Regions from separate parts of the Mus musculus genome. Here regions 1, 3 and 4 are each linked to region 2. Evidence: chromatin loops called from intact Hi-C (ENCODE). Cell type or tissue: left cerebral cortex. All regions are shown on one strand.

What was found. Peaks named below come from ENCODE experiments on the same cell type or tissue, not always from the same donor. Only the 100,000 strongest peaks of a DNase experiment are listed, where the experiment ranks them.
Region 1: a loop joins it to region 2, with 2.1 times the contacts of the local background. A loop is called at or near these places in 3 of 42 quality-filtered maps.
Region 3: it touches region 2 in a loop (2.0-fold over the local background); 3 of 42 quality-filtered maps call a loop at or near these places.
Region 4: it touches region 2 in a loop (4-fold over the local background); 15 of 42 quality-filtered maps call a loop at or near these places.

The regions. Positions count from the first base shown.
Region 1 is chr13:107,715,140-107,723,139 of GRCm38, reverse strand. No RefSeq gene overlaps it. Among named protein-coding and RNA genes, the nearest start is that of Gm52061, 30 kb to the right of the region's middle. In left cerebral cortex, no CTCF peak of the experiment used is centred here; DNase peaks (open chromatin) are centred at 2,020, 2,281, 2,967, 3,833 and 1 more place.
Region 2 is chr13:107,457,961-107,465,960 of GRCm38, reverse strand. No RefSeq gene overlaps it. Among named protein-coding and RNA genes, the nearest start is that of AI197445, 7.9 kb to the left of the region's middle. In left cerebral cortex, a CTCF peak has its summit at 4,712; a DNase peak (open chromatin) is centred at 4,710; H3K4me3 peaks cover 196 bases.
Region 3 is chr13:107,643,060-107,651,059 of GRCm38, reverse strand. Gm32186 (a long non-coding RNA gene) reads left to right here. Exons shown (of 8, transcript XR_873933.2): 4 at 4,659-8,000. Among named protein-coding and RNA genes, the nearest start is that of Gm32186, 17 kb to the left of the region's middle. In left cerebral cortex, a CTCF peak has its summit at 4,855; DNase peaks (open chromatin) are centred at 966, 4,939 and 5,492; H3K4me3 peaks cover 1,322 bases; H3K27ac peaks cover 1,255 bases.
Region 4 is chr13:108,147,088-108,155,087 of GRCm38, reverse strand. The region is part of intron 1 of Ndufaf2 (NADH:ubiquinone oxidoreductase complex assembly factor 2); the gene reads left to right. Among named protein-coding and RNA genes, the nearest start is that of Ndufaf2, 7.5 kb to the left of the region's middle. In left cerebral cortex, CTCF peaks have their summits at 1,902 (motif pointing right) and 3,115 (motif pointing left); DNase peaks (open chromatin) are centred at 1,931 and 3,119; H3K27ac peaks cover 213 bases.

The DNA of each region.
Region 1 (8,000 bases), 260 kb before region 2:
TGGTCCTCCAGCCCCTCAGTTGTTTAGTGACAGCAGTCCTGCAGACAAGCTGATCCGTGTACATGTGTCTGGTGCTGAGAAACACTCTGAGACTTAAGTCTGAATATCAGGAAGGAGAAATGGAAGTAATGTATTTAGATCGTCAGGAGGCAAAAGAGTTGACTCCTAATTGGAGCTTTTATTGGGTCTGTTATTTGAGGATAAGAGCTATAGTTTGGGATGGCAAGTATTTCATGACCTTCAAATACTGGTTGTCAGCTGAATAGAAACTGGGGCCTCTGTAGTCATATGTTATAATAGTATAACAAAATTAATGAAGGAGAATTGAATTTTCTATATTGCTGAAAAACTTAAAGGGTAATAAATGGTCAGAGTATGGAAAGAAAATCATTTAACCTGATACGCTTTAATAAAAGACATGTGACCAGGTAAAAGTATTCACCAATATGGACGAATTCAGTGTAGTTCAGGCCAAAAACAAAAACAAAGGCACTATGTTGGGAAAGTTGTGGCTGGTCCATTCAGTAAGCTTTCTACTGTATGATGGGGAAGCTTCAGGTCCAGGGTTGAAGCACCTGCAGAACATAGGTCCCACAGAGGGAGGTGTGCAAGCTGCATTGGTGGCACATGTCACAGAGGAAAGAGGAAGGTATAATTTTAGGAAGACCTGATGGGAGGGAGACACAAACATTCCCAGGGGAAAATGAAGGAGCTGGCCATTCAGATGTATGAGGCACCATGTTCCATGTGGTGGAAGTATGGAACGGGCTAGAGTGTCAGCAAAGGCAGATTGGGGGGAGTGATGAGGTGGGCAGAGGGGTTCAAGGCAGAGCTGGAGTGGTGGACACATTATTCCCAGAGAAAGGAGCAGGGCGAGGAGTTAGGAGGTCGTTATACACAAACCATTTGAGTTTGGACCCGCTGGGCTCAACAGAGAGGGTGACCAGCGTTTAGTCTTCATGTTGGAGAAAAGTTGAGCCGTGTCCTGGTTTTAGATGTGGCGTGTCAGGAACCACCAGAAATGACTCCCTAGTTTCAATCTTGAGCTGCTGGGAGATGTTCCATTAACTAAAACAGAGACCCTGCTAGGGAACAAGTTCCTCAGAAGAACAGGAGTTCGGTGCCGCCCACTTTAAAAGCTGAATCCTGTAAGACCCACGAGCAGCTGTCAGTGGGCGGGTCAGGGAGAACTCAAGAGCTAATTGGATACCTACATTACCCCACCCCAACCGGGTCTCAGTGTCTTGACTTCTAAAGGGTGGTTCCGGTGGTTCCGGTCCTGCACCAGGCCCTCGGAGCACGTCTTTACTGTCTAACTGGTTTTCCATATGCGGAAACCACGCTTCCGATCCTCATCCCATCTTCTGGGAAGTTCCCATTTGGAAAAAGCCAAGGAGGCCCTGTTTGGACTGGGTCATGGCAGGTAGAGGGACGCTAGTTACTGAGAGATGTGATTCCCAGAAAGCCTATCGCAGCTGAGAAACCCTTTATGTCTTATGTACCGACAGCAACCGGAGCCTTAGCAATCGTTTGCACTGATTTCATAGTTTCTACATTTTGAAGAATATTAGTTGCTTAAAATTCAACTAAAGAAGCTATAGGCCCCGTACCTCTGTTCTTTCTGCCATTCCTACCACCCCCTTACTTCCTACTGTGAAATTTCAAACCCACGGGAGGATTGAAAGAGTGACAAAGGAAAAGCTGCAGCGTGCTAACAGTCCATGAGAGCTGTTAGTGAGCTCCTGTGACCCACATTTATAGCTCGGCCTGGGCTCCAGGCCCTGTCTGTGTGAAGGACCAGGCTCAGCTGAGAGACATGACTGCTCCCTGGGGCACCAAAGTCCAAAGTGAGAAAGAAGAAAACTTCCTCTTCTCAGAGCCAAACTGGAGACACCTTTCTAGTGGAGATAGAAAGAACTAGGAAGCAGGAAAGAAAAAGCACTTAAAAAAAATTGCCCTACATAGATGTGTATTAACATTCAGTCAGGGAAGTGGGTGTGAAGCAGGAAACCCTTGGCTCCCTTGACAGATCCTCCCTGGAAGACATAGGCCTGTTTGGAAGGATCTGCTTTTCCTCTGTGCAAGGCTCTTCACTGGGCCGCTGCATTGTAAATATGTGCCTTTGAGAAATGCAGTGTTGAGCGGATGAAATATCCTCTAGAAGAGTTAGATCATTACTTCCGCTTTAGAATAAACAGTGTGCTGCCCGGGTCCACATACACTAAAAGGATGCTCAGGATTAGTATCCAACCATAGAGTTTGGATCCACTCGCATCACTGTCATGACCAAGCAATAGTGCCGGGGAACCTTTCGTGCTTAGCACATGAGACACCGTCCTTGCTGTTTGCATCGGTGAGTGCATCCGTTTAGTCGTGCATGTGTGACTACCATCCCAAGTTAACTCAGGAAGGTCCACAAACACGAGGTATCCACGATCACCCAGTCCCAGACAGCAAACAGCTCCAAGCCCTGGCAACTGTCTCCATAGCCACTCCTAAGTGGTTCATGGTCGGTCGCTTCTTATGGAATTGCATTTATTGATCACATACTGTGCCCGAGCACTGTAGAGCCCAAAGGAATATATTACATAGTTCCAACCCTCAAGAGAATTTGCTAAGATGAACTTAAAAATGGGTGAGCAAGATGACAGGGAGAAGCTATCCTGAGTTTTCCAATTTTTGCTTAGTGGAGCTGCATGACATGTGGCATCACTTTTTCCACTTTCCAAGTCATGCCTTCCCCTCTTCTCTTTCCCCTCTCTCCTCTGTGGGGGGTGTGTGTGTGTGTGTGTGTGTGTGTGTGTTTGTGTGTGTCTGTCTGTCTGTCTGTCTGCCTGTCTGCCTAAACTCACACCAACTCACCTAACACTCCAGAGAGAACCCTAAGCATAAGTCTATTTTCCATTTCTGGATCTGATTGCCTAGTTTGGATGTGGGCACCGAATCTACATCTTAGTCACTGCAAAAACAAAAACGGGGGCGGGGCCAAGAGGAAGAGCAAGCCCATTCATTTTCACATTAGCAGGATCTATCTGATCACCTCAGTATCTGCACTGTCCCATCACCAAGGTTTGTTTATTGGACTGTGGTTCATGAACCACCTGCATTAGAGCCATCAGAAGCCCAGTCAGACATACCTATATCTGATGCACTCCCAAGATTGAGTTATTAGGGACACAGGACTGTATATAATGAAGCTAAGTTTAAAAAAAGATTTTTTTTTTTGCTTGTTATATTCAACATACATTCATGTTACACAAGGACTGGGTTGAACAAGATGGTTTGGAAAAGCAGGTGTGTAGAGTAGCCTCTGGGCAAGACTAGGCCCCAGGCCTCTCAATGGAGCACAGACACCTTCTCTGTACCTACCCTCTTGCCACTCAGAGAAGTAATAGCTGCCAAAGGGCAGGCAGCAGGTTTCCACAGAAGCCAAATGTAGCCAGGAGAGATTGGCTGCAGGGTGAACCCAGGCAGGCTTTCTCCTGAAGGAAAATTGGAGTGGAACCCAGGGCATTCAGCAAAAGTTCTATTGAAACATCTTGTACAGTGTGGCCCCCCTGGGAAAATCCATACATTCGCTTGAGCTCACAGCATCTTAAAAAACAAACAAGCAAACAAACAACAAAAAAAACGCAGGAGCCTCCCTAGAAATTGCACAGCCGAGTCCCAGAGCAGCCCCGCCCAGTCTGGCTCACAGCTGAAGCGCATCTGTAGCCCCTGCTTTAAGCTATTCCATCATGCCAGATGATCAAAAGCCTCTTTGTTTTGTCTTTTCCAAGTCGTGCCTCAAACCCTCCCATCTCCTCTCTGGCAAAGTCACTGAGCATCTGTACTGGGGACTGGTAAATTTAATCTGTGGGTGAGATTCCCCAAATCCATTTTGATTGCTGTCACTCGGAGAGATCTGGAGGACTCATAACCAGCCATGATGTGTGAGGGACGTTTCTTGAAACTGCCTAGCGGAGAATTCTCATTCGAGGTTTACTTGCCCTTCAGGTCTGAGTGGGTTTTCTTCGACTGCCTGGTGGCTCAGGGAAGACAGAGGTGGGGGAGGGGGTGTTCAATCTTCGTTTCTCAAGCGCCTCTGTTTGCAGTTTCTTTGACAGCCACATGGTTTATAAAGAAGTGACTTTGAGGCAGGGATTTGCTTCCTCTAAAGCCGTCCTGGGACACAACTAGAACTTCTGTAGAGAAAGAGGATTCTTGGATTTGCAAAGCAGGTCCTCACATTGGGTATAAATGTCTCTGTACACTCTGTGGGTGACTTGGATAATTGATTGGCATGGTTGGGTACAGTAAAGAAGAGCCTGTCTGGCATTTGTCTTTTCTTTCAGCGTGGGACTACACACGGGGTGGGACCAGGGGCAGGCGGGGGTGGGGGGGATGGATAGATGTCAACTGACTCGTCATTCCTTGGAGGTTATACATGTCAACTTTGTTTTTGGAATGACCTAGAGCTCAAAGACTAGCCAGTAAGTCCGGCCTTGGGATCCATCTGTGTCTGCCACCTGAATGCTGGAATTACAAGCCAACACCACCGTGGTGGCTCTTCTGCATGGGTCCCAGGGATGAAACCCAGATTCTCATGTGTGCACTGTAAGCCCTTATCAATTGAGCCATCTCCCTCATCACCTGTCTTGTTTGTTTTCATTAGGGAGACATTTAAACATTCCTAGTCTGATTGTTACCTGGCCCACTGGTGCTTCCTGGTCTGACAACACAAGGCTCTTGGTCTCCTGGTCAATAAGGGAACATTTGCTTTCAACCATTAGTCATCTAAGGTGCCTGACTCATCTTGACTCTTCCATTGAAGCCGGGATGCTTTTGGTTGCACATGTGAAGTCTACAAGCCCATTAAAGAGCCCGTAAAATGGTTTACTTCAACTTGAGTAGGATAGGAAGCTCAGAATGTATAGGTAAAACCAGGACGCCATGAACTTTGCTCTGCAAGGAAGGTAGCTTTACTAGTGATGGGCATCTCTCAGTTGCCTCTCAGGAAGCCCTAAGCCTCCTTTGTCAATGGAGTTGTAACGTGGGGTCTGAGATCTCATTAATACTACTGAGAACTACCGTATTAGATGGGTTCTGCCCTCTCACAAAGCTGGATGGTCACCAAAAGCAAAGAAGGAAGCTGAGAAGCAGTGGCTGGGCACAGAGCTCAGTGCTGGAGTGCTTGCCTAGCAGGCACAAGGTCCTGAGTTTGATCACCAGTTACACACCTCCACCCATGCAAAACAACCTTTAAGTGGGTGCGGTAGTACATGCGTGTAACCCTAGCACTTAGGAGGCTAAAGTAGAGGAACTGAGTTCAAGGCCACTCTGGACCAGGTGGCAAGATGTTTGTAGGGGGGGTGGGGGCGGGAGAGGGGCAGAGAGAAAGGAAAGCAGGAGGGAGGAATGGAAAAAAAATGGGGAAGAGAGGGAGAGGAAGAGGGAGGGAAGAAGGGAAGGGGAAAGAGGTAAGGAAGGAAGAAAAAGGAAGGGAGAAAGTACGACAGGGGTGGTCTGCCATTTGATATCAGCAAGTGACAGATATCTAAGAATAAATGAAAAATCACTGTCTTTGAATTGGGCCACATATCGAAGAGGATGAGGAAGAAAGGCTCCATACAGTCCCTAATCTGTAACTGCTGATTTCTAAAATAACACAGGGCCAAGATCACACAGAGAATTTTTGCTCGACTGAAACTCAGGCTGGCCTGGCCCAGGGTTATCTCTTGCAAAAGGCTGGTCCAGGGACGCGAGCCTCATTGAAAGAGAACAATCAAGTAAGGAGTAGTAATCAAAAACGGAATCAGCCCGGGCTCTATTCAAATATGTTACAAGAAACATATGAAAGAAATGCTAAGAAAAAGAAATGGTTAAAGAAGAAAACTCAGGCATAAGAAAAATGTGGTCAAGTAGATAAAAGCCTTGATCCTATTTAAAAAAATAAATGAATTCAAACAATGTGGCACCTCAATCTAAAAGCTCAAAGCAGAGAATTAAAAGCAGGAGGAAAAGCAGCTATTATCAGCATTATTCTCGCCTTTTGTCAATTCACAAACAGACCTTAACATGTGCCCAACGGGACTCAGAGCAATTTTCTGTCTTAACTCACCCATCCTTGCAACAGCCTGTAGGTGAGTGGGCGAGTGCTCTCCTTCACTCACCCTAAAGATGAAGAACCCAAAGTCAGATAACTTAACCAGCACTACATCCCGGCAGCCGTGACTCAGGAGCCCTTGCTCTAACCGGCATTGGCAGGGTGCTGAGAGAAACCATAGAACAGGCCTAAGACGCTCACAAGGGAACAGTGACTGCGGAAAATGGGAACAGGCAAGGCAGGAAGGAAGGGGTGGAAAAGCAGCAGAAGGAATGGAAATGGAGAAGAGTCTGGCAATAAAGAATTGAAAATACTAGCAGGAGATGTCAGTCCAATGAGCTCTCCAAACACTATTTCTACAGCCAAGCTCCTGCAAATAGAAGAGATTAAATTCTGGGATCACTCAGGAGTGTTTACAGAATAGAGTCATTGGATCGAAGTGCATACCCTGTCCAAGGAGAGCTCACATCCTCAGATCACAGCACAGCACCTAATCTGCAAAGATGAGGAGAATCCCAAAGGCATTTGTACAAGGAGAAAATCAAGTCCACGCTAAACTTCATGGTAATAACACATTGGAATCACAAAAAAGACAACATAGGCAATCTAAAAATGTCATACCCAGAAAACAAAGGAACTATAAAGGCAGCTGAGGGGCTGAGATGGCTCAGTGGTTAAGCTTGTTGTACTGTTACAGAGGACCCAAGTTCAGTTCCCAGTACTAACATTAGGAAGCTAACAACTGCATGTAAGTCCAGCTCCATGAGATCCAATGCCCTCCTCCATGGCTTTCACTGCCATTGCCCTCATGTGCACATACACATGTCAAACACATACATACATGGAAAAACTCACATACACATGGAAAAACACACATACACACAGACAAACACACATACACATAGACAAGCTCACATGCACATGGACAAGCTCACATGCACATGGACAAGCACACACATACACATGGACAAACACACATAGACAAATGTATAGTTAGAAAGAAAGCACCAACAACAAAGCGCAGGTGACGAGCCTTTTCAAATACTCCAGGAGAAGCACTGCTGACCAGTTTGCAAAGAAGCTACAAGGTCAATTTTTAGCCAACCAGGAGAAATTTTGGCTAGAGAAACGGTGGTGACCATCAATCATTGAGCTTCGACCTAGAGATAAAGGTATCCCTAGCGGTGGGAACTGTGGTCGGGTGGTAGGTGTGGTGTACCTTCTGTGTCTAAAGACAAGATTCTGAAAGGGAGAAAAACAGACAAGCAGCCTGTGGTAGTTTGAATAAGAATGGCCCCCAGAGACTCCCAGATTTGATTACTTGGTCACTAGGGAGTGGCACTATTTGAAAGGATGGGGAGGTGTGACCTTGTTGAAGTGGGTATGGTCTCCTTGGAAGAATTGTCCACTGAGGGATGAGCTTTGATTTTTTTAAAAGCCTAAATAGACCCAGTGGCTCTCTCTCTTTCTCTCTCTCTCTTTCTGCTGCCCGTGGATCCAGACGCAGAACTAGCAACTTCTCCAGCACCATGTCTGCCTCCATGCCACCATGCTTCCCGCCAAGACAGTAATGAACCAATCCTCTGGAACTGTAAGCAAATTCCAATGAAATGCTTTCTTTTATAAGAGTTGCAATGGTCGTGGTGTCTCTTCACAGCAGGAGAACAGTGTCTAAGACACAGCAGTTTTCAAATATTTTTAGATCTGGAAGTCAAAGAATAGATTTTTTTTTAAGCAAATGCATGACAATAATGTAAGTACATCTAATTGTGAGCAATTGGTTAGTTGCTGAAAAACTAAGATATACTGTTAAGTGGAAAAAAAGCAAATCATATATATCATACATATGTATTATATATATTAGCATTTAATGAGTGAAAAGATTATGTGTATAATGTGCTTATAAATGCATATT
Region 2 (8,000 bases):
CTTAACAATGCATTTTATTTTTTCTTTCTCTTTAAAAACTAATCATTCCATTTGTTTACATCTCAGATGATATCCCACTTCCTGGTTACCCCTCCACAAACCCCCCATCCCACATCTGCCCTTTCCTCTCTCCCCTTTGCCTCTATGAGGGTGCTACCCCACCCACCCTCTCCTGCCCCATCGCTCCAGCATCCCCCCCCCCTATGCTGGGGCATCAAACCTCCACAAGACCAAGGGCCTCCCCTCCCACTGATGTCAGACAAGACCATCCTCTACAACATATGTATCAGGAGCCATGGATCCCTTTCTGTACACTCCTTGGTTGATGGTCTAGTCCCTGGACACACTGGGTGGTCTGGCTAGCCGACCATTGTTCTTCCTATGGGATTGCAGTCCCTCTCCTCTTCTCCGGTCCTTCTACCAGTTCCTCCACCAGGGTCCCTGAGATCAGTGTGATGGTTGGCTCCAAGCATCCACATTTGCATTGGTCAGGCTCTGGCACAGCCTCTCATAGAACAGCCACACCAGGCTCCTGTTAGCAAGCACCTCTTGGCAACAGCAACAGTGTCGGGTATGGTGACTGCAAACAGGATGGATTGCTGGGACCTATTTTTAACCCCACTCCCCACTTCTCTCTGTGGTGGTATGGGTACATGGGGTATGAGTGCATGTGTGGTTTTTGGTGAGAATATTCGCCGTGTACTTGTACATATAGAGAGAGGTTGATGGACAACTTTTGCTATCATTCTCAGAAACGCAGTCCACCTTTGAGGTGTTACTGGCCACTCTCAATAGCTAAGAGCTCTCCAATGATACTAGGCTAACTGCCCAGCAAGCCCCATGTATCCTCCTGTCTCTGCTGTCCCAAGTTGCAGCACTGGGATTATAAGTGTATGCCACCACACCTGAAATTGTTCTGTGGGTGCCCGGGGGTTGAACTTGAGATCTTGTCCTTGCAAGCAAGTGCTTTGCTGAGCTGCCTTCCCAGACCGCTGTTACCTATTTTATTAGCTAATCAATGCAAAGAGAGGTTAGGACACTTGCCTAAGGTGCAATTTTTGGCAGGTAGTTTGGTTGTCATGCTAAGGCACTGTGCCTGAAGAACAGCTAGACATGACATGTATGACCTACAGGAAGGATCTTTCCACGACTACTGTACACCTGGGTAGGCCTCAGGAATGCCCTGTGTAGCCATCTCCTCACAGCATAACAGGATCTGCACACCAGTCAGGTGCACATTCTTTTTAATTGTCCTTCTCTCTAGAATCTCTCACTGTTAGAGAGAAATTGGGGATATCTTCAAAAGTGTAGGAAGGGATTCATTTTCAAGTGTTAATAATGTGAAACTCCTGAGAAATACATTCACTCTGGGAGACTCCTGCTAGAGATTAAACACTTTTTGGTCAAATTAACATAATTATCCCCAAAGTTAGAAGAGAAAAAAAATTCCTTGCTGTTGGCATTCATTAATAGTGCGTCTCAGACTAAATGTGAAATATTTTCATCCATTTATGTTTGGGTTGCTATCAATGAAAAGGAGGATTACTGGTTTGATATAAAGGGAAAGGGAAAGCCGGGTGGAGTGGCTCCTGCCTATAACCTTAGCACTCTGGAGGCAGAAGCAGAAGAATTGTCAAGAATTCGAGGGCTACATAATAAGTTCCAAGCTAGCATGGAAAAAGACTCCTTGTCTCCAAACAACACTCTAGAAACAAAACAACAACAAAAGCTAGAGCGAAAGAGGGATGGACAGAGGGACAGATAGAAGGCAAACGAAGTGCTTTTCCTTAGAATGAACCATTGTGGACCAAAATAAAATGTCTGCAGTCAATTGAAGCATTTTGGGGCTTGTTGATGACCGTTCCATTTTGTCACACCAATCATTCTGCCTTTTACAGGTTCTACATTGACTTCAGGTCACCATGGGAAACTTCCTAAGGTCTGACAGGGGTATGTTCCAGGATATCATTCAAACTCTGACGCCATTTGAGGTTGATGAAGTGGCTCAGGGGATGAAGGGGCTTGCCCCAAAGGCTGACGACCTCAGTTTGAGACCCAGGACCCCCGAGGTGGAAGGAGCGCACCAGCGCCCTGGAGTTGTCCTCTGGTTGCTACATGAACGCTGTGACATGTTGACCTATCCCCTAACCCCACACACAAAGGAATAAACACATGTAATGCATTATTTAAATCTTGGAGTAAGCTTACCACCACCATCTCTAATTTTTCTTTCGAGACATTTTACCATCACCCAGACCATTCAGGGCAGCTGCTCTCTGGTAGGTACCATATGTGTGAATTCCCAAATGAAGTTGCTCTAGAGTTTTAAAGGAGGAAAGTGGGAAAATTATATATATTTGACAGTGGCTTTGACTGCCAAATCACCTTATGTGTTTGCCTGTGTCCACTGATCAGACTGAAATCTGCAAATGGAGAAGGATCAGGGAGGGGAGGGAGAAGAGGTAGATGATGAGTGGGCAGGGGGAAGAACAAATTCCAATCACTGCAGAGGATCCAGGATCTGTAGTCAGGGGTGCAGGGACTGACAAATACCTCAATCAACATCCCAGAGGACAAAGTGCCATGGCACTTACACATACTGACCACTTTGGGCCAACAGAAACAGGAATTATGTTTCGGATGAAAAACAAACACGAAAGAATGCAGTGAGCATAAAGACTTTATATATAAGCATTCTAGAAGAAAGTTCTAGACCAACCTTGGAGCAATAGCTTGTGTCTTAGGTAGGGTTTCTATTGTTGTGATAAAATACCAAAAGCAACTTGTGGAGGGAAGTGTTCATTTAATCTTACATTTCCAGGTAACAACAGTCGCTCACGGAGGGAAGTCGGGACAGGAACCTGGAGGCAGGAACTGATGCAGAGGTCCTGGACGGGTGCTGCTTCCTGGCTTGCTCCTCATGGATTGTCCAGCCTGCTTTCTCATACAGTTCAGGACCATCTGCTAACAAATGGTACCACCCACAGCGGGCTGCCTCTCCTGCATCGGTCACTAACTGAGCCCTCACAGGCTTGCCTGCAGGTCTAACTTAGGCAGATATTTTCATAACTGAAGTGCCTTTCTCTCAGACGACTCTAGCTTATGTCAAGTTGACAAAATACTAGCCAGCATGGCTTGCTGGGTACAACATGCAGCACAGGTTACTATATTAAATTGGCAGGAGAGAGAGAAAAAAAAACAGTTAAGATCAAAGGCTCTGTGGTGCGAGACCTCATCTCTCATCACCTGGGGGCCTCTGATGGAGGCTCCAGATTCATAATGTCATCTTGACAGGTTGGGATGCTTTCACGTGGGACACGGCTAAGGAGTTGAGGTCTATGTACAAGAGGCTGGGTGCTGATCCAATCTGGGATTCTTACAAAGTCCCAGGTATTTGAAGGTATTAGATGAAATTATAGGGAAGTAGGGTTCTGATTTTGAGGATTTGAACTAACTATCCTGATTTCCTGAGACACCAAGGAACCCGAGAGAACCTAACTTCTTCATGGATGTATTTTAGTGACTAATTGTTGTTAAATACCTATCAAGCAACATGCATCATGTAAAATCTATTCCATCCATTTAATCCTTAAACCAGTTCTGTGGAGGTGGGATGTGGGAGGGATTCTTATAGTGAGAAAACTGACTCTCAGAAAGGCTCATGACCTTGTCCCAAAGTAAAGGTAACATAGTCAATATAAATAAATAAAAAATAAATAAATAAAAAGGCAGGCATTATAAATTGTTCAGGTTATCAAGCCCCAGGTGAATTTTCATGTGGCAGAGAAGCATTCTATTTCCGGCCCTCCCTTCCCTTCAAAAGTTGGGTGTCTGTCTTTAGCTTGTCAAGTCACTGAACCTTGACAACAACGAAGGGGAATTTTAATGTTCCAAGAAGATTTCAGTAGATCTGGCCCTGTTTCTGCGAGTAAATTGGAGATGAAGGTTGAACGTGGTATGGTATGGGAAGAGCTGTATCTTGTAGGTGTATCCACATTTGGAGCCGTTTCCTTCTGCACTAGAGCTATTCTGCCAAAGATAAAGAATGAGTGATTGGGAGTTCACAGGACTCTGCATCTGCAGGAGTATTTATTCCTGCCTCATAAGAATCAATATGAGGCTGTGCCGACAATTACACTCCGTGAGCAAGGATGTTAAAATCTTCCTCGTTTTGCCTCTCACACCGTGTATAATAACGCTGTCTGATGTTTGTCCTAGGCTTCGTGTTTAAAGCTCTCTTGTTATTTTCACAGAGGACAACTTTGAGGAATGCATGTTTTTCCTATCAGCCCAGGAGCACCAAATCACCTCACAGGCTCACTCCCCCCTCCCCTAACATGTGGTAAATTCCTTGTATTTAAATGCAAGAAAGACATTGGCACCTTCACTTTAAAATGAGAGAATGCTACAGAATGCCAAACAGAGCTACAGTTTCCTGACTTCTGACCCTGTGGTTTTTTTTCTCTCTTCCTTTCTTTTTTTCCCTCTGCATGACTCAGACAGGCGCTTGGAAACCTAGAGATAAAAGGCCCTGTTACACGTGCAAAATATGACTATTATTGCCTCCTTTAATAAGGCTTCTTGCCAATTTTTTAAATGACTGGAGTCTGTTTGCTAATTATGACTCCATCGTCTCTGCATTCATTTTCTTTCCCTGAAGGAGACTAGTCTGAACGAAGAGGGAAAGCGCTAGAAAGTGTGTTTGCTGCCATCTATGGGAGGTCTCTGGGCTACCACCTCAGAGGATCAGGAAACTTCAATTACAGAAGCCGCTCCTATACACAGCGCCAATGCACTGAAGCCAGGGATCCAATTGAGCCTTAGAACTGAACCACAGCGTGCGCACGTCACACACACACACACACACACACACACACACACACACACACACACACACACAGAGAGAGAGAGAGAGAGAGAGAGAGAGAGAGAGAGAGAACACTCATGTACTGCAGCAGCAGACTTGAACCGAGTCCCCATGTAAAAACACCACTGTATAACCACTGCTTGAAGTTTTACACAAATATAAATTGATATTTCCACTTCATGGATGGAGAGAACACAATTTTTTGTGTGTTTGGGCTCTCCTAATAATTAGGGGCTTCCAAGAGCATCTTTAAACAGTCTGCTAGAGAGCTAAGAATTTATTTGAGTACTCTGAAAATTCCAAAGTCAAGAACCAGGAAATTGTGACCATTCCTGAGTAATAATAATAATTAATAATTATTAATAATATAATGACCAACAAAGTATTTTCATGAAGTTGGCTCATGACTCAAACTTCCTAGAATTTTATAGCAAACTCTACTGCTTTAGCATCAGAAACTCTTATTATCAGAAGCTGCAAATTGCAAAGGGAGCCAGAGGTTTGACAAGATGCATGCACAGGGCGTTCATCCCACATGTTAACTTAAGTTTGGGAGAAGGACCCTTGTCTGCACTGAAGCTGGCTGATTAGAAGTGCAATGGCTGCTGTATGGCTGGAATGTCCAGAGCCAAATTATCTTGGGTTATCTTAGCTCCCTAAAAAGCCACTTATTGACCACCTCTGTGTGTGACCTAATATCTGTGAGTATTAGGTAAATACTTTTGTAATATATGAGCAGGCCCTTAGCTCCTACCACCCCAAAAGGTCAGGATGTCTTCAGATAGCATCTGAGGCCTGAAACAAACAGGCTTCTCACTCTTATAATTCAAAGTGTGCTGATTTGTGGCTATCTTTGTTGTGCCCATGAAAACCCACATAAAACCATTACCATGTTAGAACATGGAATCCAGGGAAACCTAAGTCTATGTATCTGGGCCATGCTCACTCATATGTGGATCCAGAATAAACTGCCTCTTGTTCCCTAGGGTAAGAGCTGCATTTTTATGTCAACACACCTCATTCAGGAAACAAAACAAAACAAAAAGAAAAAAGAAACTACAAATCAAACATGAATGAGTTAAGGAAAAGTTACTGGAAAAAATATTTGCAAAACATACAGTGTGTGAAGGACTTGTGCTCAGTGCATAAGTCATTCTTAAGTGAAATAATAAGAAAATGAACAACCAAGCTGAAAGTTCAGGGAAAGATCTGAATAGCTACTACTCTGTGCTGGCTTCAATAAGAATGGCACTTAGTCTCTTGTATTTGAAATTCTTAGTCACCAGGTAGTGGAACTGTTTGAAAAGATTAGGAGGATCAGGAGGCGTGGCCATGTTGGGGAAAGTGCATTTCTGGGTCTGGGCTTTGGGGTTTCAAAAGCCCACACCATAGGCAGTGTCTGTTTCTCTCTGCCTGTGTTTCAGGATGTAGCTCTCAATGATTTCTACAGTACCATCCCTGCTGCCATGCTCCCTCACCATGATGATAAGTCTCTGAAACTGCAAGCCAACCTCCAATTAAAATAATTACAGCGTTGTTATGGTCATGGTGTCTCTTCACAGCAATAGAACAATGACTAAAGGCACAACCCAAGGTCACGGGTAACAAAGAAATGTAAAGGACGATCAGTGTTTTCAGGGAAATTTAAAGGATTAATGAGATGCTGTGTTTGTATCAGGAGGACTAAAATCCAACACACTGACAGCACCAAGTGCTGGCGAGAGCAAGGCAGCAGGGGCTCTCACTCAGTGGTTGTTTGGAAATCAAAATGGTACAGCCACTTTCCTAAAACAGCCTGGCAGTTTCTTAGAAAGCTAAACTGTATGATCCAGCAAACATGTTCTTAGGTTTTTAGTCCAAATGAGCTGAAAGCTTACATCCACCATGAATACTGCTAGCACGTGAATGTTTGTAGCAGTTTAATTCGTAATTGCTCCTAATTGGAAGCAGCCAAAGTGTGCTTCGCTAGGTGTATGCCTAAACAAACCATGGTACATCCTCACAAAGGAATATTATTCAGCACTAAAAAGAAATGCACTCTCAAGCCAAGAGAAGGCATGGAGCCATGAAAATGTGTAACCACGAAGTGAAGGAAGCCAGTTTGAAAAGGTTCCAGACTGCATGAGTCCAATTACATGATGTTCTGGAAAAGGCAAAAGTCTGGAGAGAGTACATAGATAAGTGGCTGCCAGGAATTCAGAGGGAACATGCCGGGGAGGGACAAGCTGATAGAGTTTGGGGGACTTTCGAGGGTAGGGGAAACACTCTATGAGCATACAGTCATGTAACGTGCTGTTGCATGGTTATCCAAATTCAGAAAGTGCACAGCACTAGAGAGTAGCTTATTGTGAGTCATGAACTTTAATATTGACATAGAATGGCTCCCCATTGATAAGGCTCATTTAAGATGCAAATAATCTGATGAGAAATATAAGAAAGGTGGAACCCGGGGATCCTCTCCACCTGTGCTTGATCTTTCCGCACATCTAAACGCGGAATATTTTAAAAGGGGGAGTAGGTAAAGGTTTATAAGAAAAATTAGAAACAAGAAAGCAAATACCACAATAAGACACGGTGAAAAACCAAGCAGAAAGAGGTGAGAAGATACAAAGACAGACACTTCACAAAGGCCACATTCTCTAATGAAAATGAACTTTTAAAATTTGAATGCTCTTGTAATCTTTCCTTACCAAGTGACAAAAAAAAAAAAATTTAAAAGTGTGTTTATGTGGGAGCTGCTCTGTGCTCTACCTGCTAGTCCTCTCAGATGGCAGAGGCAGAGGAGAACCACTCCTCAAAAGCCCTGTGTGAGTGATGTGGTAGTGGTTATTAAAATGGCTAGTGGGCACATCCTCTCCTCAAGCCAGAAAGTCCCCTCAAAAATTACAGATTATTTCATAAAAGCAAAAGACAGGGACTGACTGTTGCCTACCAGTAGACGGCTGTTTTATTAATAGGCACGGTTGCAATGGAATTTAGCAGGCTGGTCTTCATATAGTGTTGAAGGACGGTAACCACGATTTCAGTTTTTTAAAAGTGAGGGGTGGGGTGGTGTCTTGGCATGCTGCCCTATAGCACCTATGCACAGACTATGGCAGGAACCATGACCTGGTGGTGTTAGAGCTGCTGGCTT
Region 3 (8,000 bases), 190 kb before region 2:
AAAAAAAGAAAAGAAAAGAATACAGTTCTGATGGTGTTCTTACTTTGGGTATTGTGAGCTCTAAATTCCCTTCCCTGCCATGGATCTTTGTTTGACCCTATGACAACTCTCTGAAATGGGAAGCAAGCTACGTCCATTTCTCAGATGGAGAAACAGAGGCACAGAGATGAAATTACTTGCCCAGTGTCACGCAGAAAGTGAGCAGTGTGGAGCTGGAATTCAAACCTGCACAGTATAACTCCAGATTTGGACTCTCTCATCTCTTCTTCCCTAGCTAACTTCTTCTTCATAGGTGCCAAGAGGCAGGGAGTTCTTAATGGCACAGAGGTGCAGAGCTTGAAAGAGGGCTGAGCTGAACTCAGCCACCATCTTCTTTCAGAGGGGCAACTGAAAACTCAGTGGCCGGGTCTCTGGATTTCTACTAGTGTAAATGATGTGGCTGGCAGCTCAGAAAACACTAAGCAACCTCATGGTGGCTCACCTTCTGTCTGGTGATATCCTGGCAATTTTCCTTGCTTTGTTTACTATGTAAATTTCTTTGAAGTAAAGTTCCTTTTATCCAAGAAGCAATATGACCTCCACTCTTGTTTTTATAAAACATCTCTGACGTTAGCCCCGTGAGGCAAAAGCCTAGAGGTGTTTCTGAGGCCCCTGTGCCCTGAATTGGATGTGGTCTTTGTTTCTACTGTGAATAGCGAATAGCAGTCAAGCCTGGGGTCATATGGTGGCCCCGAGGCCAGGTAAGACATGAATGCTGGGAACCCAGCTGAGAGCTAATATTTCATCACTTTCTCCAGAGCCAGGGCACCTGAAGGACCTTTGTGGCCCACCTGGCCAAGCGCCTGTCACAAAGAACAGAGTGTCTTGGATCATGTGATCGCAGAGGAGCTGCCTGAGCCTTGGAGGGAGCTGCCAGCTCTGGGCTCTGGAGCTGCAAAGAAAGAGTGGCATTCTTTATTCAGAGGCTCAGGCCAGGAGGCCTCCTGGCTGTCTTCTCTCTGGGAGCAGCAATAGTGACTGTGGGGAGGGACAGTCCAGGCTGTTGTTGTGACCTGGACCAGAGGCTCTGCTGCCAGATGCTGAACTGGTTGTCTGAGCCTGTCCCTGCTGCTTCTGCCTTCCTACGTCCTATGTCCTGAATCCTAGGCCTGGGTCAGTAGGTCTTGCCTCGCCTAGTCCAGACAACCCAGGAACTGAGAGAGTGAATTCCTGTTCTTTCATATGCTAGACGTTCCCACCTTTCTTCCTGAATATGTCAGCATGAGTATGGAGACATTTTTATGCCTAAAAATAATTTTGGTGCTAATTTGGAAAACAGATTCCCCTTGTTTTGCAGGTGGTACACTTCCCAGGGATAGATTGCCCTTTGTCTTTGTGGCCCAAGTGATAAAGGGGACCCGGTGTGGTCTCCTAGGCTCTATTCTCTCAGTGACCATGACTCTCAGGAGACACAGCTTGGTCTCCTAAGCTCTCTTCTCTCTGTGGCTCTTCTCTAATCTGTGACCATGACTCTTCTAGAGAGGGGCAGGCATGGCTGGGACAACCATGGTTTGGGAGCATGTGCTCTGGGGCTGTAAGTAGCCAATGTGAGAGAACACAGCCTCGGTTTGGTTTCTAAGAGAAGTTTGGAGAAAAGTCCTATTCTGGTTCAGGGCACGTCAGCCTGTTTGGTGTTTGGTCAAGGTCCTGAGAATTCCTAAATCCCATCAGACTTTCCTTTCCCCTAAAGGCTTTCTCACTTCATCTGCTTCACACTCAGGGAGGAAATAGATGACAACCCTATCAATCTCATTTAACAAGCAATGAGATGCAAACATGTGGACAGAGCATGACATGGTGATACAAGCCTGTAGTCACAGCATGCAAGAGACAGGGGTAGGAGAATCACAAGTTCAAGACCAGCCTGGTTATGTTGCAAGAAATCTTGTCTCAAAAAAACAAGTGCTGGGAATATAGCTCAGTGGGAGAGCACTTGCCTAGCCTGCAGAGGTTCTAGGATCAACACCCAACATTGCAAAACATCAACACCAACACCACCCCAGAACAAAGACAACAAACCCAAAAATCAACAAAAAGGAAAAGAGGAAGGGGAGGGAATGTGGATGGAGTTGGGATATGGGTGAGGGACACTCTAGCATCCTAGAGCAACGATAGCTGGGACCCATTGCATATGTAGGTCTGAAGGGTCAAGGACAGGAAGCAGCGCGTTCATGTTGGAGAGACAGCCTAGTAGTGCATCCCATAGCAACAGTCTGTGGAGGAGAGAAGCAATCAGCGAACTCACCATAATGTGGCCAAGTGGCCAAGGGGAGGGCGGAGTACTCCTGTACCCTGACATCCAGTTTTGCCCATTGGATGGATATGTGTGTGTGTGTGTGTGTGTGTGTGTAAACACACACATGTTGCCTCAGCACCATGTGTTTCATGCCACCTCTTTTTTTCCCGCTTGGTTTTTTCTTGTTGTTTGTTGGTTTTGAGACAGGATCTCATTATATAGGTCTGGCTGTCTTAGAACTCACTATGTAGACTGGACTGACCTTGGATTCAGAAAGGTCTGCCTGCCTGTGTTTTCTGAAGGAAAGTGTTAGGATTAAAGGCATGGGTTTTGACAGCTCATCCTCATTTTATTTGCCTAGTAATAATTTCTAAAATATTACTGATACCTTATCGCGGGGCAGTGATGCGTGCCTTTAATCCCAAGGCCAGCCTGGACTATACAACAACTTCCAGGATAGCCAGAACTGCCCATAGAAACCTAGTCTCAAAATTTATCCCCCCATATATAATATTCATATACTACCAGTTTTTAAAAACATAGGAAAAACATAGGAAAAAGTATCTCTTATATGTTTTGGAGTTTTGCTTTAAATTAAATACTTCTTATCTGGGAATGATTTGGCCCCTTCCCTGGGGAACATGTGACTGCGCCTGGAGATGTTGTTGGTTTGTCACTAGTCTGGAAGGCTTGCTGCTGGCACTTAGTGTACAGAGGCCAGGCTAACAAGCTGCTAAGTTTTCTACAGTGCTCAGCTTAGTCTCTGTCCCAAAGAATCTTCTGGTATAAAGAGTCAAGAAGTACTGAAGAAACTGCTATCAGAGGAGAAAAGGTCGTGGTTTTGTTAATAGCAGTGGGAAAGGAGGGAAGGGCATTTTGTTGCTTTGTTTCCTTCGGTTTGTATGGCAGGAATCTGTCACAGAAATGTCCGTATTCTGTCTCTGAACAACATGGTCCCCTGTTGTTAGCATGGCCCTTCTCTGAGTATTCTGGGTATCAAGCAAGACTAGAGGATTCTGGGCATTAGCAAGACTGGAGAATTCTGGGCTCCTTGGGCCCACTCTCTGGGCATCCTGGATTGAGCTCCAGAGCAGCAGTGTTGAGAGCTCTTTAAGGGACTATCTCAGAGAATGAAGCTAACGCGCTGGCTGCTGGAAAGCTCACACTACACTCTACAGAACTGTTTTGGATGGTTCAGCCTGGCTCCAAAGGCGTGGTGAGTTTTTGCCTTTCCCAGTCTTTGGAGCTCTCTGCTTTGGAGCCCAAAGCTCTGAGAGTATTAATATGCAGACACTTAACAAGTCTTGAAGTGCTCCTTAGACACAAAGGAAGTGCCCCAACTCAGAAAGTAAATGAGTGTAGTCCTTTAAGATGCTGAGTTTGTTGCTTTTACCTGTCAGCCCCCCCCTCCCCAATCACATTTCCAAGTCATATCCCTGACTGTTGGCGCTCCTGTTAGAGCAGAGGGCAGGCAGAGGCAAAACTCACTCCCAGCTTCCTTTGGGAAGCATTTAGCAGTCCTGATGAAAAGGTGAAGCAATGGTCACAAGTACCTACTAAAAACAACAGCAGCAACTACCCCGACTCCTCTTCTCAGCCCCAAGTCGTCTTCTGCCTGTGGTAGAGGAGATGGCTGATAGTTATGACTCCATCTCATTATGTTTTTAAACCAACAATTAATTTATATTGTTTTAAAAACAAAACGAGACTGGATTTTTGTAAAAGGGGAATTCTCCATCCACAACCATCCCCTGCAAAAAGACAGTACCAACACAGAGATGGTCCCATGGTTACAGAAACATAGACATTGAATACATGTGTATACACAAAGAAACACACACACACACACACACACTTGTATGTTTAAATATAATAAGGTAAATACAAATAGAAAATTAAGTAGCAAATATAGCATGTAATGAAGTATAGAAAATTTCTTCACACTGTATAATGTGCATTGCACACACTGTATACACATACATATACTTACTAATGTATATCGAAAATCCTTCTACATCAGTCCTACATTTTTCTTTTCTTTTTTTGATAAATGGGTTTATCATAGCATATAGCCTAAACTTTAATCTTGTTAGCTAAAAATGACCTATTTTTAAAAAAGACTATGTCAAACCCGAAAGAATGCTCAACCAAGACAACAAAAGCCTTGACAGAGCTTTGCTGCCAAGTTCTGCTTTGAGGCTTTTATTACTTGTAAATCCTCTATTTTCTCATCTTAATGACATTTTCATATCCTCCCCCCACCTCCAGCATTTGCCCCTTAGAAGTATCTCCACAGAACCATCCACTAAGTTGCCAAACTGCCTGTGACGTAAGCCCTGTCTGCTTTCGTAAATTACTGATTGTTTGCTACCCTTTCTAACAGAGAGCCCGCGTCAACACAGCCGAGAGATTTTGACAGCGGAAAAAGCTTGCCTGGCCTGGGATGGCAGTGTTTTCGTTTAGAATGGTCTGGGATAGACAGCTAGCACGAAGCTTTGTTCCGGGCAGGACCAGTTCAGAGTCTAGAAATGTGCGCCTTCCTGTCTTGGCCGTATTTCTGTGGTGCCGCCAGGAGCAGTGTAAAAGAAGAACCCATTCTAAGTAAAGAAAGAGCTTGCCGCATTTGGAAGGCAAAGAGGGAGCAGGCAGAAGAGCCGTCGGGGCGTGCAGCGTGCTGGAGCCCCGGGGCTTTGAAATCCTTTTCTGTGTTGTCACTTGAATGTCGAACACGTTATTCTCGGTGGACACTAAAAAGAAGTACAGGTACCGCGGGCTCCAGGGGGATTCGTTATTCAAGGCACAAAATTTTCTACTCTGGCCTGCAACACATTATAATTCAAATGAGCCGAGCACAATAGAGGGAAAAATATGCAAGCAGATTTCTCCGTGTCGTGTTTTTTTTTCCCTCCTCTCTGAAGCCCTGTAATTACAGCAGGCAGGTGGAGCATCTGGGGTGTGGGGGAGTCAGTCCACTGTATTTTTACCTTCCTAGGAACGCGACTTGCCTTACCACATCAATATATTTTATTTTTAATTAAGTGCTTATTGCAAAATCTGAGTCCTTGAACGGAGGTCTGATTTACCGACCTTCCCTCTCCTCCCCTCCCCTGCCTCTCTCGCTGCTATTACTATTTCAGTTTTCTTTCTAAAATCTTTCATCTTTTCCTGAATGGGTTCTGGTCTTCGGCAGCGGCAGTGGTTTGGGCGCGGGACCTTCACCTCGGTTCACCGAGTCAGGAGTCAGTTTCCCCGGCTCCTTTCGTTGATCATCTTCTCAATGGCGGCGGGGACCCTGTCTCCTCCCCATCCAAGTGCCAGGCGGCCCTGCGGTGTGCCCGGACACTGGGCTCAGTGCACCTCCTGCCCACGGCGTGGGCAGTGGAAACTCCGGGCGCAGCCTCAGGCCTCGCCCTGCCGGACCGGGTCCCCAAAACGCCAAGGTTTTGCGGGCTCATGAGCAGGACCCCAGTCCTTCTCGGAGGTGATGGGATCCGAGGTTCGAGATCCTAGGCTGATCAAAAGGAGATGTGGGGCTGCAAAGAAGGCCCCTCGAGTAGCAGAGGAAACGGCCCAGGGGCCCCAGGGTCAGGACTGCGGGCAGGGCGGGGATTCCCTTCCTGAGGATTCTCCGTTTAGATGAGACCCGGTGCCCTGGGGTGGAGGTGGGGCTGAGGGTGGAGGACAGGTCTCCACTGCATCTCTGAGAACCCGCACCGAGGTACTACGAAAAGCCCGATTTCTGGAGACCGTATCTCCTGCCCATGTCAGAGAATAAACAACTGTAAACGGGTTTACAGAAATCTGTGGGACCCTGCCGGAGCCTGACGACTTCTGTGTTGCCACCTCGCAGACCTCCATTACCTGCTTTGATGGTTCCTAGGGTTTGGCCCAGGACCAGGAGTGTGTGTGGGAGGGGTCTAGGGACAGCAGCAGATGCGGATGGGTCAAACTTTGCAGAGAAAAGCGACCACTATGAATCACTATTGAAGCTCACCCAGGACAGGCGACTTCAGAGGGGTGTTAAAGACAGATTAAAAGGAGAGAGAGAGAACCCAACTCTGGAATACAGATCCTGTCTTTATTTGTGCCTCTGATTTCCTGGCTACCCTTGTCAGGGCATGCACCTGTCTGGATTCCTGATACAGAGTAGAGTCCCGGGTTCTTGTAAATAAAATGAGGACAGAGAAGGGGTTAAGGCTGGGTTGACTGCTGGAATTGATAAATCTTCTTGGGACCTGTGGATGCCCACCACAAAAATAGTATCCCTTGGAAGCTGTTGGGAGGTACTTCTGAGGTGTGGGTCAAGGTCATGACTAGCCAAATCCCCATCATCCTATGCTAGGCCACTCAGAAGAAGAAGGGCTGGCGATCCACCATGCTGATGGCTAAGATTCCATTTTGTTTCTTATTTTTAAAAAAAGTACATCTTTATCATAGAAGTAATGAAAAAGCGCAAATACTGAAAAGTAAGCACACTCATTACCTAGAGATAAGTCTTCCGTGTACACGGTGGTACAAGCATGGCTATTTTGTAGAATAACTGGTTTTTCTTCTTCCAAACAATGTGTTGTGGATATCTTTCTACTCAAGCATCCTTTCAGTGATTACTGGTCAATGGGTGTAGGGCCTCCTTGATGATTAAGCCGCACTTCTGATGCCAGGTTCTAGTGTGCTATTTTTAGCCATCCCTTTCTTGGGTCTTTTAGGACTGTGACACTTTTTAATTTCTAAAGCCTCTGTCCACAACATTTCAGGGTCATCCCCCCTGCTGTGTCACCATGCAGGTCCTTAATTATTTTCTTAAGATGTATTCCTCAACATGCCTGGGTCAACTGTTCTGCATTTTTAAAAAAAGTTTTGCAACATTTTATCAAATCAACCTTTAGAGAGGTTATGTCAATGTACACGCCCACCTGCTGAGAATGCAGAAGTGTCCTCATCAACTACATACAATACAATTTACATACATAGTATGTATATATAGTCTTTATTCTTTTGCCTACTTTATTTTTAATTGGAATATTCATCTTTTTCTTACTAGTTTGTAAGAACATTTTTTACATTCAATCTATTTTCCCTATATTCTGCAATTTAATGCAAGTTGCCAATTCACCACCAACCCCATACCGGGGACTGAACCCAGGACCTGACACAAGCTAGGCAACTGCTCTACCACTGTGACATATCTCAGTCTGCTGATTACATTTATGTTTAAATTGGCAGAGCCCAGATTCTTAATACTTTAGTTTATGGTTTCTGCTTTTGATGTTATTTTGTAAAGGCCTTTTCCACTTTGGAATTTCCCAACTATCTACTTGTATTTTCTCCTAGTGATTCTATTTTATTTAAAAATATTTCATATTAAATTTGTGGGTTTTTTAAAAAATGGAATCTAATTTTATTTTCCAATCTTTGTTACTGTTTCTGAATAATTTTTTATTAGATATTTTCTTTATTTGCATTTCAAATGTTATCCCCTTTCCTAGTTTCCCCTCCGAAAATCCCCTATTCCCTCCCCCTGCTCCCCAGTTTCTGAATAACTTTGATCATGCCATATACTATAACTGGTTCCCAAACAAGTATAGCCAGGAGGGAAGACCCTGTCTCCAAGAAACGCTGAGAGTAGAGATGAGGGCTTGACCCCATGTCTGGAGGTACACACAACAGTATCTAGACTTTGTCACTTTCCATATTATTTAAACCCTGGTTTTGCATTTGTGCAATG
Region 4 (8,000 bases), 690 kb before region 2:
CTGCCTTAGGATTATAGGCACATGGTACAGGAGCTGGTGTTTCACATGGATGCAGGGATTTGAACTCAGGTCCTCACACTTGTATAAAAGCACTTTACCCATGGAACCATTTCCTTAACCCAGCTTTTAAAACTCCCTTTGTAAGCTTAATCTAATAGCTCCTTGCTTGTTCCCTGTTAGCTCAGAAGGTTTTTGTTTTTTTTTTTTCATGAGTGTATCTCAAAATTGTTTACTCTCATAAACTGAAATATATGGGCTGGCGTTTTAGTTAATATTGACTTGTTTATTCATTATGTGTGTGTGCATGGGTCTGCTTGGGCCACAGGGTGCTTGTGGCTAGCAGAAGAAGCCTTGGGACAGAAGATAGCTCTCTCCTTCTGCTCTGTGGGTTTGGGGATTGAAGCTCACTCGGGTCGATAGCCTTGGAAGCAAGTACCTCTGCTTTTGGAAGCATCTGACTGGCCCATGACTTTGTGTTAGGTTTACAGGAAAGCTATTTGGAAGTTACTAACACAGTCTTTCTTCCTTTCCCACACTCAGCCAGCGTCTTAGGTGAGTTTCCACCATTTGCTCCTCCCACGGAATCTCTAACTGTCACTGCCTGAGTAGTTTACTTTTCCCAAGAGCCAGAGTTGTAACTGTACCGTGTATAACCTTTTCACATTGGCTTTCACTTAATAATATGCAATTATATTGTTTTCTTTGTGTGCATACGACATAATGGCTCTCTTATCTCCCTCTTCTTCATTCTGTTAATTATGCATTGATACGTGTTTGATGAGCCTTTTAAATTAGTAGAATTTATTTTTTATGCATTGATTTCAGTGCTTTCATAGTTATTTATTGCCCCACCCCTGGCCACGACGTGTGCGCACATGTGTGTGTATCTCAAGTATGTCAGTGCCCACAGAGGCCAGAAGAGGGAATGGGACCCTCGGGGCTGGAGTTACCGGAGGCTGCTACAGAGCGGCTGCTACAGGTCACAGACCTATTGATGGAACTTTGATCTGTTTTCTAGCACAGCTATAAGCCTCTTTTATATATGAACCGAATAGGATTGGGGGAGATAATAGGTAGATAGAGTTCTAGTCATTTAAAATTTACACATTCATATAGGAACACACACTAGAAACACACTTTGCCATTCTCAGTGTCATCACAATACCTCCATTGTGTGAGCTTAAGTTAACCGTAGTTACCGCTCTTTCATCGAATGTTGAGTTTTAATATTTTCACAGCCACCAACTAGCTTAAATTCTCATTTCAAATGCAGGGTTATTGCCCCATTCCCCTGTGTATAACGATGAGTTTCCTGTGTGTCTGCCTGTGTATGGGGTAGGTGCTGCAAAGGCAGCTATACAATGAATTGAGGTATCATTTGGCCCTCAATTCTAAAAGTCAAAACAGAACAAAGCACATACACGGATGAAGTAGTTCAAAGAGTCTAGACTAGGCAATTCAGATACTGTTCAATAAATGAGCTAGATTAGCCTGGCAGGAATAAGTATTCCTACCAGAAATAAAAGAACCTAGCCATGGTATAGTGAACTTCCAGTGTGGTCAGACATGGACCTGCCTCTGACCTGCTGAACTGAGTTTCATTACATCATCAGACTTCTGTAGAGATACTTAGCCTTACAATTTCCCTTCAGAACCATTATCTAATTGTTCAAAACCTGCATCCTCCACTGTTGTGTGTATAGTAAAGACATATCGATTTGGAAGGCCTCACCTCAGCCAATTCACGTGTATTATTTAGAGACTAGAAATAATCACGGAGAATATGGGAAAGGAAAACAGCCACAACTGAAAGTATAGTTTCTGGTTTTTTAGTTAATAATTGGAAGGTGGTTCTAGACTCCTCCAGGTTTGAGACTAATGAAAATATTTCAGCTCTTCCAGCAGAGGGCAGCATTGTTCCAAAAATCAAGATTGACTGTCTTTCCTGCTTTGTACTTGAAAGTGATTTGAAGGAATCTCACTTCCCACACACACCCAGGAGGAATCAGAGCATTTATTTATCCAAGCAGCAGCAGCAGCAACAACAACAAAAACACATAATGAAAATAGAAGAAAAACTGGAATACACAATATGGACGGGGACAGCAGTCATACTTTGCTGTCGGTAGTTTTTCCTACAAGATTTTGTTTTTTATTGTTTCCTGAATTCCCTCAGTCATGTACAAAGTCCATGTCCTTAAGTACTAACTGTATTCTGTCACAGGAGGACAGGCCCATTGTTGGCCCTGAACATGTGTCTATCACATTTTCAACAACAAAACGTGAGGATGGCGTGTGTTGACAGTCACCCATGCCAGTCCCTTGCTGTGGCTTTAAATGAACCTAAGCAGCTGTAACAGACTCCTGGTTTCCCTACCCGGGGAGCGTGGGACCTTTGAGCTGCAATGGAAACTAATTGTGGGAGGTTGGCAATCTGGGTTGTGTCTATAGTTAAATGACATCACAAGTGTCTCCAGGAATTCGGCTGCTGGTTGTCTTTGTGTTTGAGGGTTTTGACATTTGCTTTAGCTTAGGACAGTAAGGTCAGTATTGATACTAACGATCATAGTGTAAACACTGTGTGCTAGACTCGCTTCTAAGCATTTGCCCCGAGACGCTGCATTGTGGGAGATTTCAAGAATTAAGAAAAGCAATAGTGTTGCTTCATCAGGACCACTCAGTAACAGAACCCAACCGTGTCATGTGTTTACAGAGCCCATTCTCCCTGGCATTTAAAACCAGGCAGATAACTGTTATCCTCATCTAACTCCAAAGAGCGTCAGTCCAGAAAGTCATGTCTGCTGCTGCCCGAGGCTAAGTGTAAGCTGCTTTACAAGGGACAGACTGCGATGACATTCTTTAGAAGTCACAGTTGAATGAGGACTGGTACTGAGAAATAAATACCTTCAGAGTTATGTGGTAGGCTTCATTATTCAACTGTTAGAATAATTTTTTTCTATTATAAACTTTATTCTAAATCCATTTTTACAAAATGGAGTAGAGAATATATACTGTTAAAAATAGACTGCATAAAGACATTTTAAAATAGCTTGAGTCATTTCAATCAGGCTGTCTCTACTTTAATCTTGCATTCCAGCTGGCTAATGGCTCCATCTTGTGGTCCAAATGAGAAACTGCACCCTCTGCCTAAGATGCTGGTTAAGTTTTTCCATTTTAGCTGAATATGTCACATAAAATGATTTATATTGTCTTATTTATTAGAACATAACTCTCACTTAGCATATATTAGTTGTGTCTGCATCTCTCTAGGGCTTTTCTCTGAAAACCATTTCCCCCTTTTTAGTGTGTCTTCTGTCTTCCCTTCATCAATGTTGGTTCCACTTTAAAGCCCCTTAAGGTCCAGAAGCCATTTTATAGTGCACTGCCTATGAGTAAATAAAACTCTTAGATAAGTGAAGTTAAGCTGGCCTGGACTATGCACAGTGTTTAGTAACTCTTAAAGAGTGTATGTATGAAGAGTCTTACGATGGCCGTGTGAGGAAGGAGACATTTGATGAACAGGGAGGTGTGAGACTAATTACAACTGCATGGTGACTTCTGACGTAAGAATGAGTTAAGTACTTGTCTCCCCATCAGCTTCATTGAGTGGCTTTTGCAAAATTTGTATGTAGCTATGGTTGTTCTAGTGATGTCTTGACATATGTGCATATTGTGAGTGAGTATATCAGTGTAATTATAGCACCTCACATCTTTCTAAAAACGATGTTTCAGAGATTCTACTTTATAATTTAATGTAATTTTTTTACATTTTATTTTTTCTCTGACAGTTTTATATATGAGAATTTTGTTTACATTTTCTGCCCCTCCTTTTTCTCCCTCCCTTTCCTCCATCGCCCCACCACTTTCTCATATTCATGACCTCTTAGTCTTTCATCATGATAACATATATCTAAGTGTGTATATGAGATATGATGTATGTGTGTATATAACCTGAGCTTATTTAACATCTTTCATATGTATATGTATTTAGGGCTTACTATTTGGAATTGTATAGAAAATTTGTTCTCTGAGAACTGCATATACATTTATATAATGCAATATGATATAACGCAATATGATATAATGCAATATGATATAATGCAATATGATAAGCACCCCTATTTCCATACTTCCTCTCCCTCGGGTTCTGAAATTGTATTTTTAATTAGCATATGAAGTAATGGTTACTGTGGCACTGATATGCATTGTTTCTGCTGGTGCTTCTCCTGCACTCCCCTCCTGTCCCCTTGTGTCTCTTCGCCCCTTGCTGCCCCCCTCAGGGCCCACCCTGTGCCCCTGCTTGCTGCCTCCCCCTCAGGGCCCACCCTGTGCCCCTGCTTGCTGCCTCCCCCTCAGGGCCCACCCTGTGCCCCCTGCTTGCTGCCTCCCCCTCAGTGCCCACCCTGTGCCCCCTGCACTTGTTGTTCCCTCTCAGTGCCCACCACGTGTTTTCATGTCCTACTTTCCCATCTTTTAAGACTGTTTTCCTGTCTCACGGTGCTCTCTGTAGTCGTATGTTCTGTACCCACACTTACATACATGAAAGTTAAAATCTAGGATCCTCATATGAAGGAAAACACATGGAATTTGTCTTCTGAGTCGAGGTTGCTGGGCTTAACACAGTAACCTCCAGTTCCATCCATTTTCCTGCAGATTTCATGGTTTCATGTAGCTGCTTTACAGTTGGGTAAAATTCCATTGAACAAATAGAGCACATGATCTTCATTCATTCATGTGTGTCTTCAGTCCCTCATTGATGACTACCTAGGCTGGTTCATTTCCTACCTATTGTGAATTTGGAGCAATAAACACTCATGTGCAAGTGTCTCTCTGGTATGACATACAGTCTTTGGGGACATGCCCAGAAGCGCCACCCCCTTTGTATGTTGAATAATACTGTTTTTGTTTTTTTTTTTAAGATTTATTTACTTATTTATTTATTATATGTAAGTACACTGTAGCTGTCTTCAGACACTCCAGAAGAGGGCGTCAGATCTCATTACGGGTGGTTGTGAGCCACCATGTGGTTGCTGGGATTTGAACTACGGACTTTCGGAAGAGCAGTCGGGTGCTCTTACCCACTGAGCCATCTCACCAGCCCCAATACTGTTTTTTTTTTAAAGATTTATTTCTTTGATGTATGAGTGGTTTACCTGCATATAAGTCTACACACCACACCTGTGCATGCCTGAGGAGGCCACAAGATGATGTCGGATTCTCTAGAACTGGAGTTCAACACAGTCGCGGGCTGCCATGTGGGTGTTGAGAATTGAACACGGGTCCTCTGGAAGAACAGCTGGTGCTCTTAACTCCTAAACCATCTGTCCACCATGGTATTGTGTGTTTGTTTTAACTTAGATATTTTGACAAAGTTATAATAACACAACATGATATCCTTAAGTCACATTTGTCTCTTTTACTGAAAGTAAGAAGTGTTATTTTTCTTTCTTTCTTTCTTTCTTTCTTTCTTTCTTTCTTTTTTTCTTTTTTTCTTTTTTTTTTTGCAAAATTTGAGGGTATTGCCATTCTTTCTAAATATTTGTAATAATCTTTACTATATTATTGTTTGAGCTATTTTTCATATTCCTATCTTGCTGCACTATCTTGGTCATATAAAGTAGAAATCAGCAGTTTTCTTGTGATTCTATAGTACTTCTGTAGACTTCATAAAGCTACCTTCTGCAAGATTTGCCCTTTCATTTTACACTCATCTTTTGACACATTTTAACCCCTAGAAAATTGTGGCAACGGCCTTGAGGAATATTCTTGAGGAATGAGTTGAGGAGTTGTAATAGTAAATAGCTGCGTCGAGGACTGATCTTATAGGTGACACAGTCTTATTTTGGACAAACTGTTAATGATACACTGAGCAATTCCTGGATATAAATACAGCTGCAGTTTGCCACTGCCTCTGTGCCAAGAACTTTTAAAAATATAGTCAGCCTATGTATTTCATGCATGTCCTCAATTGATTATAAATAGTTACTATGCAGCTGGATTGTTATTCCTTTGGATAACTGCTAGATAGTAACAGGTGTTCAGCAAAACTAGTCCGTTTATTTCACTGGTATTCATAGTTCTGGGATTGGAAGTACACCAGTGAGAGTGTACGCTGTAGTGCGTGCTCTCAGCGTAGTGGAGGGAGTCCTGTTAAAAAGCATACGTAGGCATAGTAGATTACACAGCAGTGACCATGCAGGAAGTGCAGAAGGGGTAGTCAGTGACCTGGGTACACCGTGCAGGGTACTGGGGAGTGGGTGAGGTCAGTGGGGCAGGACTGCTTGACTTATATTTGAAGGAAGACTGGAATGAGATGGCCAAGTGGCTCTCTGAAGCAAGAATGCATCATTCAGAGAATAACAATGTGAGTTTCTTCACTCTGGACTTAGCCAGCTGTTCTTACTGGGTATTGAGAAGAATGGCGTCATTTGGTTCATGGTCTCAGAAGGACCGCTTTAGTTTGTACTGGGAACAGGTAGTAGTCAGATTGGAACAAGATCACCTTAGGAGCTTCGCCTTGGGTGGCTGTTTTCATACTTGAACATAATTTTACACTTAAAGAAGCTACAAAAATAACACAACAAATTCTCACATACGTTCCCCAAGCAAGCGCTCTCGATGCTACTGTTTTTAACCAGTAAAACATTTGCTTTATTTTTGTTTTTTTTTTTTAAGAAAATTTATTTAGCATTTACATTTCTGGTATGCAGCATGATTTAGTATGTGTTTACATTATAGAATACGTTAAGCTAACAGGCATACTGCCTCATATAGTTAGAACTTTTCTTTTTTTATAGTGAGATACCTCCAACCCCACAGCAAGTGTCAGGTTTATAATACATGGTCTGTCGTTAGCCATTGTCACCATGCTGGGCAGGAAACTGTTTCCTCCGTCCTGTGTATCCTCAGCTCCCAGCACACCTCCCCAGCTCCTCATAAGCAGCATCGCTCGTGTGTCTTTGAGTTTATATCTCATGCATCCGTGAGATTGTGTTGTATTTGTCTTCCTCGCCTATCTCAGTTTTTAGAACATATTCTCCAAATCTATCACTTACACATTTATTTCTTGATAAGTTTGAAGAGATTTTTTGTTTTTATGTATATATTGTCTTGCCTGCATGAATATCTGTGTGCCATGTGCATCGTCTGAGGAGAGTTGTGTGGTTGCTGGGAATAGACCCCGGATCCTCTGGAAGAGCAGCCGGTGTTCTTAACCACTGAGCCATCGCTCCAGATCCCCATTCCTCCTCCTCCTCTCCCTCCTCTTCTCATTCTCGTTGTTGTTGTTATTATAACTTAAAGTGCATATTAGTTATTTTTCATTTGCTGTGATAAAAGCACCGTGACCCTGAACAACTTAATAGAAGGAGGAGTTTGCTTTGGCTTACGGGTGTGGGGCTGAGAGTCCATCATGGTGAAGAGGCTCAGGAACAAGCATCCGGCCTGGTAGCAGGAGCAGGAAGCCTTGAGCTCCCAGCCTGAACGGCAAGCACTAAGCAGAGAGCAGATTGGAAGGGTCCAAGGATTTAAAGGACCACAGCCCACCTCCGATGATCCTCTTCCTCCAGCGAGGCTACAGCTCCTGAGTTTTTATTGCTGTCATAAAAAAAAAAAGCCATGACCAAGACAATTTATGGAGAAAGAGTTTATTTGGGGTTACGGGTCCATTGGGATAGGAGTCCATGATGGCAGAGTAGAGACGTGGCAGCTGGAACTGGAATCTGAGTGTTTGTAGCTTGAACTGCAAGCAAAAAAACAGAGCGAGCACACTGGAAATGGCGTAAGTCTCAGAAACCTGCCACCAGAGACAGGTCTCCACCAACACAGCCACACCGAAGTCTCTCCAGACAGTGCTACCAACTGAGGACTAAGTGTTCAGATGCCTGAGACTAATAGGGGAACATCTCATTGTCACCCTCACATTCCACTCCCTGGCGCCATAGGCTGGTGGCCATAATAATACAGAATGCATTCAGTCCAACCTCAAAGTCCCCATAGTC